Regions from separate parts of the Mus musculus genome. Here region 1 is linked to region 2. The links are chromatin loops, found by intact Hi-C in ENCODE. Cell type or tissue: left cerebral cortex. All regions are shown on one strand.

What was found. A loop is a pair of places that touch in the nucleus more often than their neighbours do. Peaks named below come from ENCODE experiments on the same cell type or tissue, not always from the same donor. Only the 100,000 strongest peaks of a DNase experiment are listed, where the experiment ranks them.
Region 1: a loop joins it to region 2, with 3.0 times the contacts of the local background. A loop is called at or near these places in 19 of 42 quality-filtered maps.

What each region holds. Positions count from the first base shown.
Region 1 is chr1:181,375,487-181,383,486 of GRCm38, reverse strand. The region is part of intron 1 of Cnih3 (cornichon family AMPA receptor auxiliary protein 3); the gene reads right to left. Among named protein-coding and RNA genes, the nearest start is that of Cnih3, 27 kb to the right of the region's middle. In left cerebral cortex, a CTCF peak has its summit at 3,647 (motif pointing left); DNase peaks (open chromatin) are centred at 1,868, 3,680 and 6,887.
Region 2 is chr1:181,531,709-181,539,708 of GRCm38, reverse strand. It overlaps Gm32767 (a long non-coding RNA gene), which reads left to right. Exons shown (of 3, transcript XR_373754.2): 1 at 1-26; 2 at 1,611-1,764; 3 at 3,908-4,713. Among named protein-coding and RNA genes, the nearest start is that of Gm32767, 4.3 kb to the left of the region's middle. In left cerebral cortex, no CTCF peak of the experiment used is centred here; DNase peaks (open chromatin) are centred at 3,932 and 6,086; H3K27ac peaks cover 1,241 bases.

The sequences.
Region 1 (8,000 bases), 160 kb after region 2:
GCAAGCTTCTCTCTGAGCCCTGCTGGTGCTCTGGATGCCTAACTGGTATCTGTGTGTCGGAGACCCTGGCACCAAGCAGCCCTGTGATAAGAAGGATTCACGAGCGGTGCTCCCTTGGCCCCCTGCTCCTCCCTTTGGTGAACTCATCCCTTCCCATGGGCTCACGGCTACCTCTAGCGGATGAGTTCTCAGTAAGCCCCACTAGCTCTCTTCTAACTCAATGCCGATTCATGGCCTCCTCCCCCATCCCAGCGGAGGCTCAAACTCAAACATCCAGAGTAGAACACACACATCAACAGACCTCTAAGACCATGGCCCCGCCTGCCAGTACCCAAAGCCCCATTAGCTGTAACCTGTGTCTCACCTCCATGCTGCTGACCTGTGAAGCCACACGGTCCACCCAGCCCTGAGTTTGCAATTTATTACACAAGCATGGGCCGCCAGCAGACATTCTGGCATACCTGGGATGTGTCCTCCTCTCCCTAGCACCTCATTTGCTCCCAATCTGTTCCTCCTTTTATCTCTGTGCCACCCAGATGCTAATCTCCCTCTCCTCTGCCCCACTCCTCTCTGGCCCTGTGAGTAAGGTTAAGCACAGCTATGCAAGTCTGTGCACTCGCTCTCTCCTCAGGGCTCAGGCCCAGTTCATAGTTTCCGTTTGAAAAGGTCAGTGCAGGACCTTTCTGAAAAATCCCACCAGACCCTTCTCCTCTGGAAGGGGAAAGCTAATTAACATTCCGCGGGAGGACCAGACCTGCAGGTGGGGGAGGTCTAGACCAGGTAAACACATTCCGCACAACAGACCCTGCCACCTCATTCCCCAAAGACCAATCAATTTAAAAGTCACACTGTTCTGCCAATCGCATTGTGCCTAATGGCTGCTGCTCTGAAAAAAACTGTATAAAGACTGACCAAATGGACTGGGGTGGGGGTAGGGGTCCCCATCTCTCCTTCAGGTGGCCCCAATACATTGGGACAATACATTCATCTTGCTTTTTGCATCAATTCCCAGCTCCGTGTGGTTCACTCAGGTAAGCTAAGGCTCAACTTGTTGCAATCTCTGGTCTTGGGCAAGAATTTCCTGCCACGGTCTGGGACACAAAAACCCTGGTCCCTACCAGCAACTGCTTTCTCAGTGTTCACCTGCTCCTAAGTCCCCACCCAGATCCAAGCAGGAGGCTAGTCAGGTACTCAGCACATCTTCACACTTCCCAAAGCTCATACTCCACAGACAAGCCTAAAGGTCCTGATGGGCTGGGCTAGCCATGTTTCTCCTCACTTTAGTGTGTTAAAATGCACACATGAATGTGACATTTGTAATGTCCCCAATCAAACATGTCCTTGGGACTGGAGATGCAGCTCGGTAGTAGAGTGCCTGTCTCCTCATCAATAACAAAAGTGAATCTGCACTGCTGGCCCCTGCTATCTTATGTTCAAGTAGCATCTTATACCATAGGATTCCTGAAGATTTGACTTTTATCTTTTTGATATGCCTGCGGTCTCCAATACAGTGGCTAACTAATGGGTGCCCAGTAAATATAAATGCAATTAAACACGACTTGTTTTCCTGAAAGAGCCACCTACTGCAGGGTGAGAAGTATCCTGCACATTGCCAAGGGCGAGAGATTATTTGGTTTATGAATTAAACATGATCCACGCTTCCGTTCTCTTTCTCCCTGTTGCTTCCTGCCCTTTGGCCATTCTAGTCCTGATTCACTCCTTCAGGGAGAGAAGGCTATAGAAAGAACTGTCTACAGCATAGACTCCTCCACTGGGGCAGGGAAACATGGTGTGGGAGTGGGGAGAGCGCCTGGATTTGGGACATGCTTGTCTTTAGATTTCTAGGCTACGACAGATGGAAGTATGCTCTAGCCACAGTGAGAGCCGTGCCTGCCACCACGCACGCCTTCCAGCCTGTGCCTGCTTCACACATTGTACTCCATTTGAGCTAGGATCCGGGTGAGTTTCAAGGCCCATCTGTTAGATACTAGGCCCTAGTCGATGGTGTGTTGGAAGGTGCTAGAACCTTTAGGAAGGGTCTAGAGGCCAGGTTGCAGCCTATTCTAACTGACTGCAAATTACATAGAACAGCAGCTTAGGGGACAAGCCTGGCTGGACCGACTCTGGCCCACTCTATGCAGATGCTGAAGTTGATCCTCTCTACATTTTGTTTACGGGAGGAGACAGCCATCCTCTGTCCATAAGATAAGCCGTGAGACACAGACACAAATTATTTACATAGTAGGAGTCTTAACAGTAAATCAGGATAATGTGAGCATATTTAAGCTATATTAGGAGAGTTTGACTCATGAACTTATCAAACACACCAGACCAAGGAAAGATGCAATGCCCTTGCTTGAACAAGGTATAAGAAGGAACACCTCACACTAGGGCAGCAGTGGCCAATCTGTCAGCAGACCTGGCCATTCTGCAACCCATACTTAAATATCATCATGGGCAGGGTAATAAATGGCCTGAGAATACTTACTATTGGAGTAAGAGAACATGTGACCACCACTAGTCATGGCTACTAAGTGGTAGTGGTAGTACTTTGTGAGTTAAAAAAGAAACTAGTATGGCTTGTGAGTTCATTTTTATTCCATAAGGCATCCCCCCTACCCCCCATCCTCCCCTACTTCCCCCCTCCTCTTCACAGCTCACTCACAACTGTGGGCTTAGTGGAAGGAAGTTAGGTCTTTGGAGACGTAGGGATATTGAGGCCCCAGTCACTTCCTGTGTCCTCCTTTGCTTCCGGTTCCAGGAGGCACACAGGCCTCCTCCACCACAAGCTCCCACCGTAATGTTCTCTGCTGCCTCATGCCAAAAGGCATGAAGACCAAGTGACATCAGACTCAAAGCTCTGAAACCATAACCTGAAACAAATGCTCCCCCCCCCCCCACCATTGAGCCGAATGTCCTGGATACTCTGTCACCGTGAAGGAGAGCCAGCTATTGCCTACCCTTAAGCTGGAACAGGACCTAAGTCTCATCAGCATCCGCACACTGAGGAACACCGAGAACACACCATCCATACTATGGGAACAACATGGCCCTGGACGGAGCAGCAGGAAATGTTCGGAAATGTTTGGCAGTTTGGGCTCTGCATCTGTCACAGCAGTGACATGTGTCACAGCAGACTCTGTAGCAGGACACAATCCAGCACAGTACTGGACAAAAGAGCCACCTCTCTGTCACCTCTTTTTCGATTGGCCTTCTAGAACGGGGCTACCCACCTTGGGAGCCTGAGAACCCCTTACAACACTGAGAAATGACCAGATGCCAAGTAAAACTCAAAGAAACAGCCCAAGAGGAAGCAGGGGGTGGGGGGCAGGGGAAAGATGGAGGGGGAAAGAAAATGGATGCAAGTTTATACTGCATACATTCGCTCCCCAACCTCACAGCTACCTGCCAAGATCACACATGTATGGCCTCCATCAGCCACACAGACCACAGCCACTGTTCACACAGGGTGCGGTGGAAGCACAGAAGCCACCCACCCACCCCCACCCCGCTCAGATACGGTGCTACCTCATCTACTCTTTAAGTCAGTTTTCAGACTCTACCTTGCTTGGCCTCCTCAGCTCCTCTGGAGACCCATGAACTCGAAGGTGTCCCTGTCATTGTGCAAAACCTCAGCCCTCTAGTGGCAAGGGATGGGCATTACAGTGTGGTAGCGGAGAACCGGCCAGATAAAGGGCCCATCACTTACAGCAGCCTTGAAAAACTCAGATGAACGAGGGTAAAGCTGGGTGGGCGTCCTGGCATGTGCTTTTCCTGAACAGAAAGGCCCCTCACACACCATCTAGCACTTACCCCACTCTCTGGCACTCTATAGTCCATCTCCATAGCGACCGCCGTAAGTGCTAAATCACCCACCAGAGACACTTAACGTCTCCTTCAACCCTGAGAAGCTAAACATGCATTAAATGAACCTGCTTCGTGGACCTTTCAGCCTCACTTAGCCTGGACCACGATTCAGACACCCCAGTAACTTCACCAGAGCAGCAGTAAAGAGAGGCTGGTCTTCACCACAGCAAGCTCTCACCCACTGAACCACCCTATCTACCCTACCCACCAGGTCACGCCAGCCGAGCTAGCTGGCCTTCCGGGTCCACACAGGACCAGTGTTGTTCTAGTTCAGTTCTCTTAAGTATAAGCATCTTCCACAGTACTACACTTCACTGAGGACTTGGGGAGCTCCCAACTCTGATGTCATCGGTTCACAGTGGTCCACCTCTTCCTTCTGTCTCTCCCATCAGATGGTGGGGCTTTCTGCTCCAAAATGGCAGACCAGTTATCACAACCAACGTTGGTTGGTTTGTTTGTTTGTTTGTTTGTTTGTTTGTTTTTATTCCTCCTGCCATACAAGCGACTCTGATATCTGGAGTTCAACCTAATAGATCCTGGAAAACATCCTGTGGATTCTATCCCCACAGAAGGCAGGAAGCCTAGCAGAGTAAGGCAGGACCGTGGTTGGGGCTGTGCTCTGGTTCATTGCCAGGCCTAGGGCCTGGTTCTGCCACTCCCTGTCTGTGCTTCCCTTTTCTCATCTGGAAGGTGGGCATAATGCTGGGATTGGCATTGATAGAACAGGGTAAGATTCAGTGAATTGTGCCCCCCCCCCCCGCTAGAACAGGGCTTGCTAGAGTCAGCGATCCATTGATATGAGCCGTCACTGTGGGGGGTGTCGGTCCTTCATACCTCCAAAAGGAGCACCAGTGTGAGTGGGACAATATTAGCTAGCAACTCTCTCTACAACAAGGCTGTGCCTACCCAGCCCTTCTAAACCAGAGATCCAAGGCTGGACCGATAATCCCATCGTTGCAATTATTTCTTGGTCATTGCCGTAGGCACTGAAGTGAGCAAATGCATGGAGCCTTAAGATACAGAAGAAGGAAACTTCAGCTCTTGCCAGGTTCACAAAAATAACCCAAGTGTCTGTCGCTTATCCATCATCATCCAGGATGAGAGGACAGAGAAGATGGAAGGAGGAGTGGAAGTCTCATTCTTGTTCTATGTGATACACAGGGACGCAGATGTCACATCTTCATCTTTGACAAGTCAAGGAGCACACCCAGAAGCCAGAGCCAGTCCTCCCCCTCCCCCCTCCCCCTCTTCTTCTTCTTCTTCTTCTTCTTCTTCTTCTTCTTCTTCTTCTCCTTCTCCTTCTCCTTCTCCTTCTCCCTCTCCCTCTCCCTCTCCCTCTCCCTCTCCCTCTCTCCCCTCCCCCTCCCCTTCCCCTTCCCCCTCCTTCTTCTTCTTCTTCTTCTTTTATAAAAATATTTATTCTGGGTGATTATAATATAGATCTAACTTAATAATTTTAATTTTTTCTTTTCTTTTAATTGGATCTTTTCTTTACTTACATTTCATATGTTAGCCCCTTTCCCGGTTCCCCCGCCCCTCCCTCTGTCCCAGAAACGCCCATCCCATCCTCCCTTCCCCTGAGAAGCCAATCTTCTAATGGACAACCAGTTTCTTCTGCTATCAGCTGCCAGTGGGAGAGTGGGTGTCTGGGCAGTTGAGAGGATTCAGGATTGCGGCTTTCATACCTGTCCAGTGACAAGAGATGCTAAGGATGGAGAGCGTGAAGAAAGGATGTGTGTTGGGGAAGGGCAGAGAGGGAGGAGGAAGAGTGAGCTGTGTCTCTCTGGAGAAAGGCTACTCAACATGGTTCCTGGGCTGTGCCCGAGCTGTGTGAACAGAGTCCCTGCCTGTGGGATTCGTGTGCTCAGCAGTATCACGACACTGGTAATGACAGCGATGGTTGGTCCTAGCTTCCTTCAGAGCCTGGGCAGGACCAGGTAGGAAGGAAGGTGCAGGAAGACCTGATTCTCCACCAGAAGTGCTCTATGAACATTCCCAGAACCTTGTACTACAGTGCAGAGGACAGGGGAGCAGAGATTTCTGGGCCAGCAGAAAGTCCAGAGGGCCCAGTCAGGAGGATGGTGAAGGGCTCCCCGCTCTGTCAGGCACAGGCAGGTCTAGTTGCTACTGCAGGGAAATAACGAGTGAGCCCAGAGGTGTACATTTCACCAGACTCCTATGCTGGGCTCCTGCAGTGGGACCAGACCTATTGCCATCTAACAGGTGCAGTGTCTGGGAGGCTCAACCCAGGCACCTTCCCCTTTCTTCTCTGTAACAACCCCTACCTCTCCTCCACACACTGCCTGGAAGACCACCCACAGCATCTTCACATGCCAGTTACACAGAAGCAAGCCTTGGCGTCCTAAAGCTTCAGTGTTTGTGAAGCAAATAGAGTATATATAATGTTTAAAAGAAAGAAAGAAAGAAAGAAAGAAAGAAAGAAAGAAAGAAAGAAAGAAAGAAAGAAAGAAAGAAAGGGAAAGGAAAGGAAAGGAAAGGAAAGGAAAGGAAAGAAAAGAAAAGAAAAGAAAAGAAAAGAAAAGAAAAGAAAAGAAAAGAAAAGAAAAGAACCTCATCTTTGCTGAATGTCAGTTCTTCCCCTGATGAAGTGTAAGCGCCGTCATCCTTGCTCCTGATCAAGTGCTCCTTCCCCCTCACCTTCAGAACTAATGCTTAGGAAAGAATTACTAGCTGCATCCAGCCAGTGGGGACAGCTCCTGATCCATATCATCCAACCACTCAGCGGCAGAGATACACACAGTGCAGTCTTGGCAGATGGTGGCGAAGTTCCCCCTGCACCACCCAGCATCTTGTGCCTGAGTCCAGCCCTGATTCCTGCCACCGGGTCTCAAGATAGTGGGGTGCCCGAGAGCCAGCGAAGGGGTGTTCACTTCCATGGTTCTTCCTCCCTGCCCACTCTGGGCACAGCACTAATGAGCAGAGAATAGCTAGAGAAGCAAGTGGGGGTGCTGAGGGGTAAATAAATTATTCAGTGATCACGGGATCCGGAGAGACACAAAGAGTCTAGGAAGCTCTGAGTCACCCTGGAAAGCATGTGGCTTCTCCTGACACCAACATCCTTTGCAAAGAAGGGGCTTTTCTAAGCAGCCCTCCTTAAGCCAGAGCGCTGAAGCGCTGTCTTCTAGAAGAGGAAAGCAAGGTCTAGGCAAGTGCAGGAAGCCGGGCAGGGAGCACACAACAAGCCTAGGGCGCCCTTACACACTTACACACTGAAGTGCAGCAAGAGAGAAGGGAAGGTCCCAAGACAGCTACCGGATGTTGCTGTGGATGGAAGATAGGGGATCCCACACAGGCCTGCATCCCATCATCATCATGAAGAAGGCTTGAGTGTAGCCAATGGGGTAGCAGCTCCTAAGTTCCCAAGAAACAGCATTGAAAGCTAGCAGCCTTCCTGGAGCCCTTGGGTCCCTGCCTTCCTGCTGGGGAAGGGATAGGAGGAGCTACACAGGAGTCTCCATTCACCATTCACCATTCACTGTCAGCCAGGGAGTCCATTTCCCAGGCAACACAGGAGGGTTCCCTGCCTATGGAGGGAGGTACACAGCACCTTAGGTAAACCCCAAGTCAAACAGAAATCCTGGGTGTATGTGGCAGAATCATCTGGAACTTCCCAGAAGAGGGAAAGTGGAAGCGGGGACTCTTTGGGAGGGCTAGGTGTGAGAGCCGGCTGAGAGGAAGAGGAGTGACATGATGTGGGGTCTTAGAAGGTGAATGACAGAACACCCCTCATTGAGACATGATACCAGATTGATGGGCAGCACCACTGCTTCCAGAGGCTTCCTAGGTGGCACCTGTCCAGTGGAGCCCTGAACCCACGGAAGCCTCTGGAAGACAAGGCCAGGGGTGGGAAAGGAGGGACAGCAAGCCGCTACCCCTGCAACCTCTTCCTTACAGGGCAGGAAAATGAGACCCAGGAAGATGCCGAAGACAGGAAGAGACAAAAAAGATAAACCAGGGGCCACAGCCTGAGCCTAAGCCTGCCTGTCCTCCAGGCCTGAGAATCTCTGACCACTCTTAACTCTCCACCAGAATCCTGTGCCCACACTCCAAAGTGTCTCAGGGGCCGTGTATCAATCACCTAGACAGATGGCTAAGAGCCCCAAAAGGCTGCT
Region 2 (8,000 bases):
GCCTTCACTAAGTCCAGCTTAGTGTGGTGAGTGTGAGACTGGGAGCAGACAGAAGGACGGGGGGGGGGGGGGGGGCGAGGGGGATGAGGAAGGCTGGAGACGGCTTCTAGCATGAGGTAGTGATGTAAGCGAGCCCTGAGAAGCAGAGGAAGGGAGAAAGCAACGGAAATCCTACCTACGCAGTTTCCCATCACTGCGACTGATAGCTGGGATCTTCCACTGAAACGGAAGGAAGAAGAGTTTCTCTCTGGCTCAGTCTCAGAAGATTCAGACCACGGACCTTGGTCCTGTGTCTCTGGGTCTATGGTGGCACAGCACATGTGGCGGGGACATGTGGCACAGAACTGATCATCTCATGGTCAGAAGCAAAAGAAGGTAGGAAGGGGCTGGTGTCCCAATCACTTCAGGGACTCATCTCCAGAGACCTTAAGTCTTCCGATTAGTGTCCCTCTCCCAGAGGTTCCTCGAGTTACTGTGATGACTGTTTTTTTTCTATATGAGCTGGAGTCATCGGAGAGGAGGGACCCTTAATTGAGAATAGGCTTCTATAAGATCTGGCTGTAGACACGCCTGTTGGGCATTTTCTTCAGTAATGTTTGATGTGAGAGGGTGGGGCCACCCCCGGGCTGGTGGTCCTGGGTTCAATAGGAAAGCAGCTTGAATGTTCAAGCCATGGTGACCAAACCAATAAAGAGCCCCCTCTCTCGCCTCTGCATCAGCTTCTGCCTCCAGGTTCCTGCCCAGTTTGAGTTCTTGCCTTGGTTTCCTTCAGTGGACTGTGTTCCAGGATGTGTAAGTCAAAGAGACCCTTTCCACCCCAGGTTTCTTTTCATCTGCTGTTTCATCACCGTGATATGCCTAAGATGTAATCCTGACACAGCTAGGGACCAAACTTCTGGACATGGGCCTTTGGGGGGCACGTGAATGTAAATTGCACCAGGTACTAGGAGAAGAGAGGGTTGAATGAGCAAAGACAGGGCCAGGGTCTGAGAAGCTGGGGTGGGGGTGGGTTCAGGGGGCACAGCAGGGCACTGATATGACCTCCACTGGCTCCTATGCCCCCTGCTGGCTCTTTGCTATGGTGATTGCCATGCTCTTGGGAATTTTGAGTTCTTAAATCTCTGATAACTTGAGATTGAGTTACTTTAGGAGGATTTGTGCCACAGGAAGTAGCCAATGTTACCCACTGGGGTTTTGAACTTAATGGAGGACCAAGTTGACCTTGCATAATGCTGGACCCTGTATGTGAAGAACCAAAATCAGCTTGTTGACTTCAGAGGAAATGCTCTCTTGATTGCAAGTACCAGGACCTTGTGCTGAGGTTGTTGGATTCTCCTGGTGACGCCACAAATGGATCAGGCCTTCAGGAAGGGACACAGCCAAGGACCTTGGACACTGTCCAGAAGGCTAGCTTCCAGTTCTGCTTTCTTCAGACCCCAGTCTCTGGCTCTACATTAATTTTTGTTTGTGTTTTAATTTGTTTTGTCCTCTTCCCCCATCTCCTTTTTCTCTCTCAATAGTGTTTCTGTGACTGTTATCTGGAAACATGGCTGCCAAGAGCCTCCCATTTTAACTATGGCAGCCCCTGATAACTCACTTCCCTTTTCTAGTTCTTGCCCTAGAGGACTGCCATCCTCTCCCTTTGGCCCGGATCCATCCTTTTTGGATGGGCCTTCCCTGCAGTGGAAGATGGGATTCAGGAAATGGACTTCTCATCCTTCATTGCTCAAGGACCCATCCTGGACATGTCAGCCGTGGCCAGAGGTAGTTACGTGAATGCTAAAGTTCATAGTTAACACTGGGTATGTCGGGGGAAAGGGTGGCCTTCCCAGAGGGGAACAAAGTCCCAGGCAGAAGGGCAATTGGTGCCAACCTGGATGAGACTGCAGAGGGCCCAGACCACAGGTGGGTGGTGTGAGCCGTGCCCAGTGATAGCTCAGCCCAGGGCTCACCGGGGAGGAGCGTCCAGGTTGATTCCTGTTGTGGATCGCTGTGGCTCTGTTACTGGGACAAGTACAGACATAACAAGCCAGCCTTGGTTCAGTGGCCATGACTAGCAGGTCATCTGCTCCCATCCAGAAACAAGGGTATTCATCTCACCTTAGCCTCATTCTCAGAGTGCTGAACTAGGTTCCCTCCCTTTCTAGTGACAGACTCCATCCTGTCCCTTTAATCCCTTTCCTTCCTGGTACTTTGCAAATGCTCAGTGTCCCCCACCAAGGCCACAGGACACACTCCATGTTCACACACACACACACAAGGGGCCTTTAAACCCTTGGTGGTGCCTCCCTTAGCCATGTGGGATCTCACTGCTGCCTTTGTTTCCCCGACTCCAACCTTCTGGATGCTTCCTTCTTACAGCTGGGTGCACTGACGTTAGTGAATCTTACTCTGCTTTGATAAGAAAGCAGTCTTTCACAGTGGCGGGAATGTCAGACTACAAGAGGCAGAAAGAGTTGAAATAGGACTGGAGAGAGGCAGGGGCAGCTCCAGGGCCAGGGCTTAACTAGTACTGAGAAGTGGAGGGAGAGGTGGCCAAGTCAGAACAAGGTGGAGACTCTGAAGAAGAGTTAGAGGTGGGGGCTGAGGGGAGGGGAGCTGGGTCTATGGTGGCACTCAGGGGAGCTTTAGAGTTTTGCTTATAATATAAAGAAATGAATATCAAAGTGACTGAGGTGGAACATGCACGCATATACACACACATCATATACACACATGACACACACATATACACAGACACACATACACACACAACATAAACACACATACACATATATACATATAACACACACATATACACATACACAGACATACACTCCATATATGCATACATACATACATACATACATACATACATATACACAACACACACACTGCAAAAGAATACTAAATAATTTACGAGCCAGATTCCATTCATATCCCATGCTTGTAATCCTAGTGTTTGCGAGTGGAGGCAGGAAGATCAGAGCTGAAGGCCAGCTTCAGCTACACACTGAGTTTGAGGCCAGTCTGTGCTACAGGAGATATAGTACCATCGATAGCAGAATTAATATCATAGGCTAGAGAGATGGCTCGGTGGCTAAAGCACTTGTAACAGAGTCATGAAGACTGAGCCTGAGATCCCCAGAAACTATGTAAAAGGTTGGCAGATGCGCTGGTCACCTTAATCCCAACACTGGAGAAACAGACTGCGGATCCCTTGGACAAGCTGGCCAGTTACACTAGCCAGAATTGGCAAGTTCCGTTCAGTTGAGAGATCCTGCCTCAATAGATTAAGTGGAACGCAATCAAGGAAGACACCCAATGTCAACTTTGTCAAATGTGTGTCTGTTTACATAGACACATGCACACACTCACGCATACACGAACATGCAAACATACATGTATGCATAAGCACACACCACAGTAGACAGCTCAGAGGACTCTTATAAGCTGGGCGCCAATCCCCCAAATCCAGGAATGAGATGTTCATAGCATTCAGGATGCTTCTGTCACAAGGCATCATTTCTAACAAGGGGAATCAACTTGTGGTAGTTCAAATATGCTTGGCCCAGGGAGTGGCTCAGGAAATGGCACTATTTGTGGGTGTGGCCTTGTTGGAGGAGGTGTGCCACTGTAGGTGTGGGCTTTAAGACCCTCCTCCTAACCACATGGGAGCCAGTCTTCTGTTTGTCTTCAGAATAAGATGTAGAACTCTCAGCTCCTCCTACACCATGTCTGCCTGGATGCTGCCATGCTCCTGCCTTGATGATAATGAACTGAAGCTCTGAACCTGTAAGCCAGACCCAGTTAAACGTTGTCCTAGGTTCTGGTGTCTGTTCTCAGCAGTAGAACGCTAACTAAGACACGGTTGTATGGCTTCCTATTCTGCATGTATAAATAGAACAGTGTGGTATATTCTCTTTAGGTCCAGCTGCTTGGGCTCAGCAGCCTGCATGGAATATTCATCACACTGACTGACTATGGAAGCTATGACTCATTCTCACTAGTGCAGAGAAGTCTCCTGGATGAGCGAGCCTACTGCAACTGATCTCTGTCCGTGTGCATCGTGCTGTTTCCAGCAGGGACTTGACATACTCGGCTGACAGTTAATGATCTTTATTCCCTGAACCATCCAGTTGCCTGGCATCAGGCCACATAGCAAACTTAGCAGGCCCGAGTTTAGCCAGCCCAGTCATAGAACAAAGTATTTCAGAGCCATATGGCAAGAAAGACAGAGGAAGACTGATAAAAAATAAAAATTGTCCTGTACTGGATAGAACTCAAGACATCATCACAAAACTATAGAACACAGTAACGTTCCAAGGACTCCTTCCATACACTAGTTCTCTGTACGAGCCTCACAGTGACATCAGAACAATGGGATGCTTTGTGTAATCCCTGACCAACATGCTGCGGTGATGTGACCCTCTCGGCATTGCTAGATTTTGTTACAAGACACACCTGAAACCTACTCCTTTTATGGAGAGAGACACCAATCTGGTTTAAATTACTTCTCCTGCTGGCTTACCAGTTTGCTCTTCTTATCTCAGTGTGTGTTTGCCTTTCAGAAGGAATTGAGCCGTTCATTAGGCAGGAAGTAAGACTCCGTGAGCTCGGAGAAGCCAGCCCACCCCTCCACCTGGTTTGTAGTTAGTAACACAGTCTCTACTGTAAGAATTTTTATTTTATTAGCGTTGACATTTACTCCTGCATTTGAATTGCAGAAAACCACCCTCCCAAAATAAACTCTCAAAGCCCTGTTGACCTTGCCATCTGCATGAATTATGTAGTAGCAAATGTTAAGGTCCCACTTCGAGGCTTTGCCTGATGATGAGACTTCCTGTTTCCTATGTGAAATAAAAAAGGAGGGTGGGTGGGGAAGCAGGGAGAGGGGACCCACCAGAGGGGACATTACCATGGTTAGTAACTGGATCCACGCGATGGCGTCCTGGAGCAGTCATGGGTGAGAAGCATGTGGGCACATTTATAATTTGCAGGGAACACTGGTAACCCTGTCAGTTGACTCCGTGTGCATAAATACTGTTTTGGATAAGGATGGGGGAGAAAAGCTGTCTGTAGTCCTGAGGAGTTCTTCTACATCATTGGTCAGTTCTCCATATGGAAGATAAATGTTCGCTTCAACAGCTTTGAGTTTGAAATAGTACTGAGTTTTGACCCAGGAAAGACTAGAAGAACATCAAGAGCCCACGGACCTGGATGTCGGGCCCTGATCCCTGCCAAAGGGCAGCACAAGTTCTCTCTAGGTAACCAGCCTCACTGAAATCACGGCCGTTCACAATACACAAATGTGTCTTTTACTCTTCTGTTCTTTCCTATTCTGTCTGTGGCTTCTGCTTCTGCGAGGAAGGGCCACACATATGAACAGGTGAACCGCCTAGACACTATAAATGATCTTTGGTCCAGCCCCATGATGGCCTTGGATTTATTACTTCGACCCTTGGGCGTGTAGGTGGGGTTGTTGGCAAGCAGACGTGAGGTGGCCTGGGCTTCAGGATCCATGATCAGTGTTTTAAAATTAAGATATAAAGTAGAAAACAATGTTCATCTCTTTTCTAGAAGCAGACCGTTGACCCTCTGGGGCACACCATGCATATCCACACCGAGGGGAGGCCTCTTCCGAGGGTCTTTGGAGAGCCCAGAAAGCCTTTTAGCTGTAAAAGATCCAGTGGCTACCAAGTACCAGCAGTTCTAGCTTCATAGCTTTTTAGTCAACTGGGATCCTGTTGCGATGAGGTTAACATGATGAGCAGACAAACATCAAGTCCGTTTCCAGTGCCGTGGCTGACCTTGGATGGCACAGTGGTCCTTAGGGCCATGGGATGGGTGTGCACGCAGAAAGAAGGGGGAAAGCACGCCCTTTGCAGCAAGCCAACCCAGCACTCAGCGCTAGGGATAAAAGATACAGAGTCTGTCCTCAGGGGAATCAGCCTAGTGATAACCCAAGTAATGGTAATGAGGGTGGAACGCACAAAATGTGAAGTGTAAGCCTAATATTCTCCACCACACATGAGGAAGCTGGGGTCCAGAGAGAGGAGAAATGGCTTGACTGAGGTTATCAGGCCCCCACCTCAGACTTGGTTTCTTTTTGCATCAACCCCTTGCCAAGCTTTCTCTCCCAGATGGGCTGCTACTACTACAGTAGCTTGTGTGTCTGTGCTTTGAATCTAAGTGGGTGTTCTGCTTTGAATCCAGTTACAGCTTGGATATGGTTTATGTCCTAGAAGCTTGGCCCCCTGTTTATTGGTATTAAGAGGTGATGGAATCTTTAAAGAAGTGGGTCCTAGTGAGAAGAAATTAGGTTATTAGGGGTGTCACCCTTGGAAGAAACTAATGTGAGTCCTGAAGGGGTAGGTTAGTTCTCTAAGGCTGAATTGGCGACTTGTGATGGTTGTCACAAGGTAAGTCTGGCTGCTTTGCCTCATACTCTCTGGCTTTCTTTCTCACCTCGTGATCTCTCTCTCTCTCTCTCTCTCTCCCTCTCTCTCTCTCTCCCTGTCTCTCTTCCTCTCTGTCTCTCTGTATCTCTCCTTCCATCTCTCTTTCTCCGTCTCTCTCCCTCTCTCTGTCTCTGTCTGACTCTGTGTCTCTGTTTCTGTTTCTCCCCCTTTCTCTCATGTGCTCTTAGCATATGCTGCCATCTCTCAGGAGACAATTCAACCTGAGCCCCTCCCCAGAGGCTCTGGAGACCACTCCTGCTGTGATGTCTCCTGCCTGTTTCAGTCCAGCATCACACACTTTCCACCTGTCAATAACAAGATAGAGATGAGTGAGAAACTCATTAGCCTTGAAAGTTCCTTAGTCTGTCTACAACATTCTACTAACTGGGGCAACTGTAACGTGGCCTCAGTCTCCAGCTGCAACAGGAGGGAGCTCAGGCTCCGTCTCTTGGTTAGGGCGTGGTGGTGGCTGGGAACACGTGTGTACATGTGCATGTGTTTGTATATGTCTATGTGTGTGTGTGTGTGTGTGTGTGTGTGTGTGTGTGTATGTGTGTGTGTGTGTGTGTGAGTGTGTATGTGTGTGTGTGTGTGTGTGTGTGAGTGTGTATGTGTGTGTGTGTGTGTGTGTATGTGTGTGTGTATGTGTGTGTGTGTGTGTGTGTGTGTGTGTGTGTGTGTGTGTGTGTATTTTTCTGGGATCAGGGAACACTATGTCCAGCCACAAGGATACTTGCAATGTTGTAAACTCTCTCCGTGGAGATTTATTCTTTTCCTGTCTCACTGTCAGGATAATACACAAGACAAGCCCTAGTCCCAAACCTCACTTTTCTTGCTCTTTGACCTGTAGGTTCAAAATTAAAACAAAAGCTCTCAATGTGTGCAGAAAAGAGAGAAAACTCTTATGATTTCACAAAAATTATTATTTGCTGGGGATAACGTTAGTTTCTTATTATCTGTGTCACAGGTGAACAGGATCTTAGACTGGCAGGATACGCTTTCAAGGGTTTTCAAAGTAAATCACGCTCCCTATACACACATCCATTTGTAGTTGACAGGGTGGCAGCCCAGTCCTCTTTGAGGTCACAAGAAGACAAAGTTTGCTGCTTCGTGGTAAAAGCTCTCACTGGATAAAACAGCAGAGGTTGGGGGTTTGTCTTGTGCACCCTACTTTTAGCTGCTGATGTCTGTGCCCAGAGATCTGTTTACAGTCCAGATGCTAGCACTGTTATGACTATTAAACATCTCCTGTATCAATGTTGTGTAAGGAGTGCTCCCCGACTGTCTCTGATTGGTTAATAAGGAGCTGATCAGCCTGTGGCTGCGCAGAGAAGGCTGAACTCAGATCCCAGCCAGGGGTCCCAGGGAGAGAGAAGTAAGAGAAGGACTAGGAGGAAAGAAGGTGGGCAGACCACGTGGAGAGACCAGGATGACTTGACAAGAGGTCAAGGTGAGAGAGCAGATACGAGGGCCCAGAACAAGCCAGGGCAAGACTAGACTGGCATATCACGGAACATTCGTCTGGGTATTAGCAGCCTTAGAGGGTTAGAATAGCTCAGA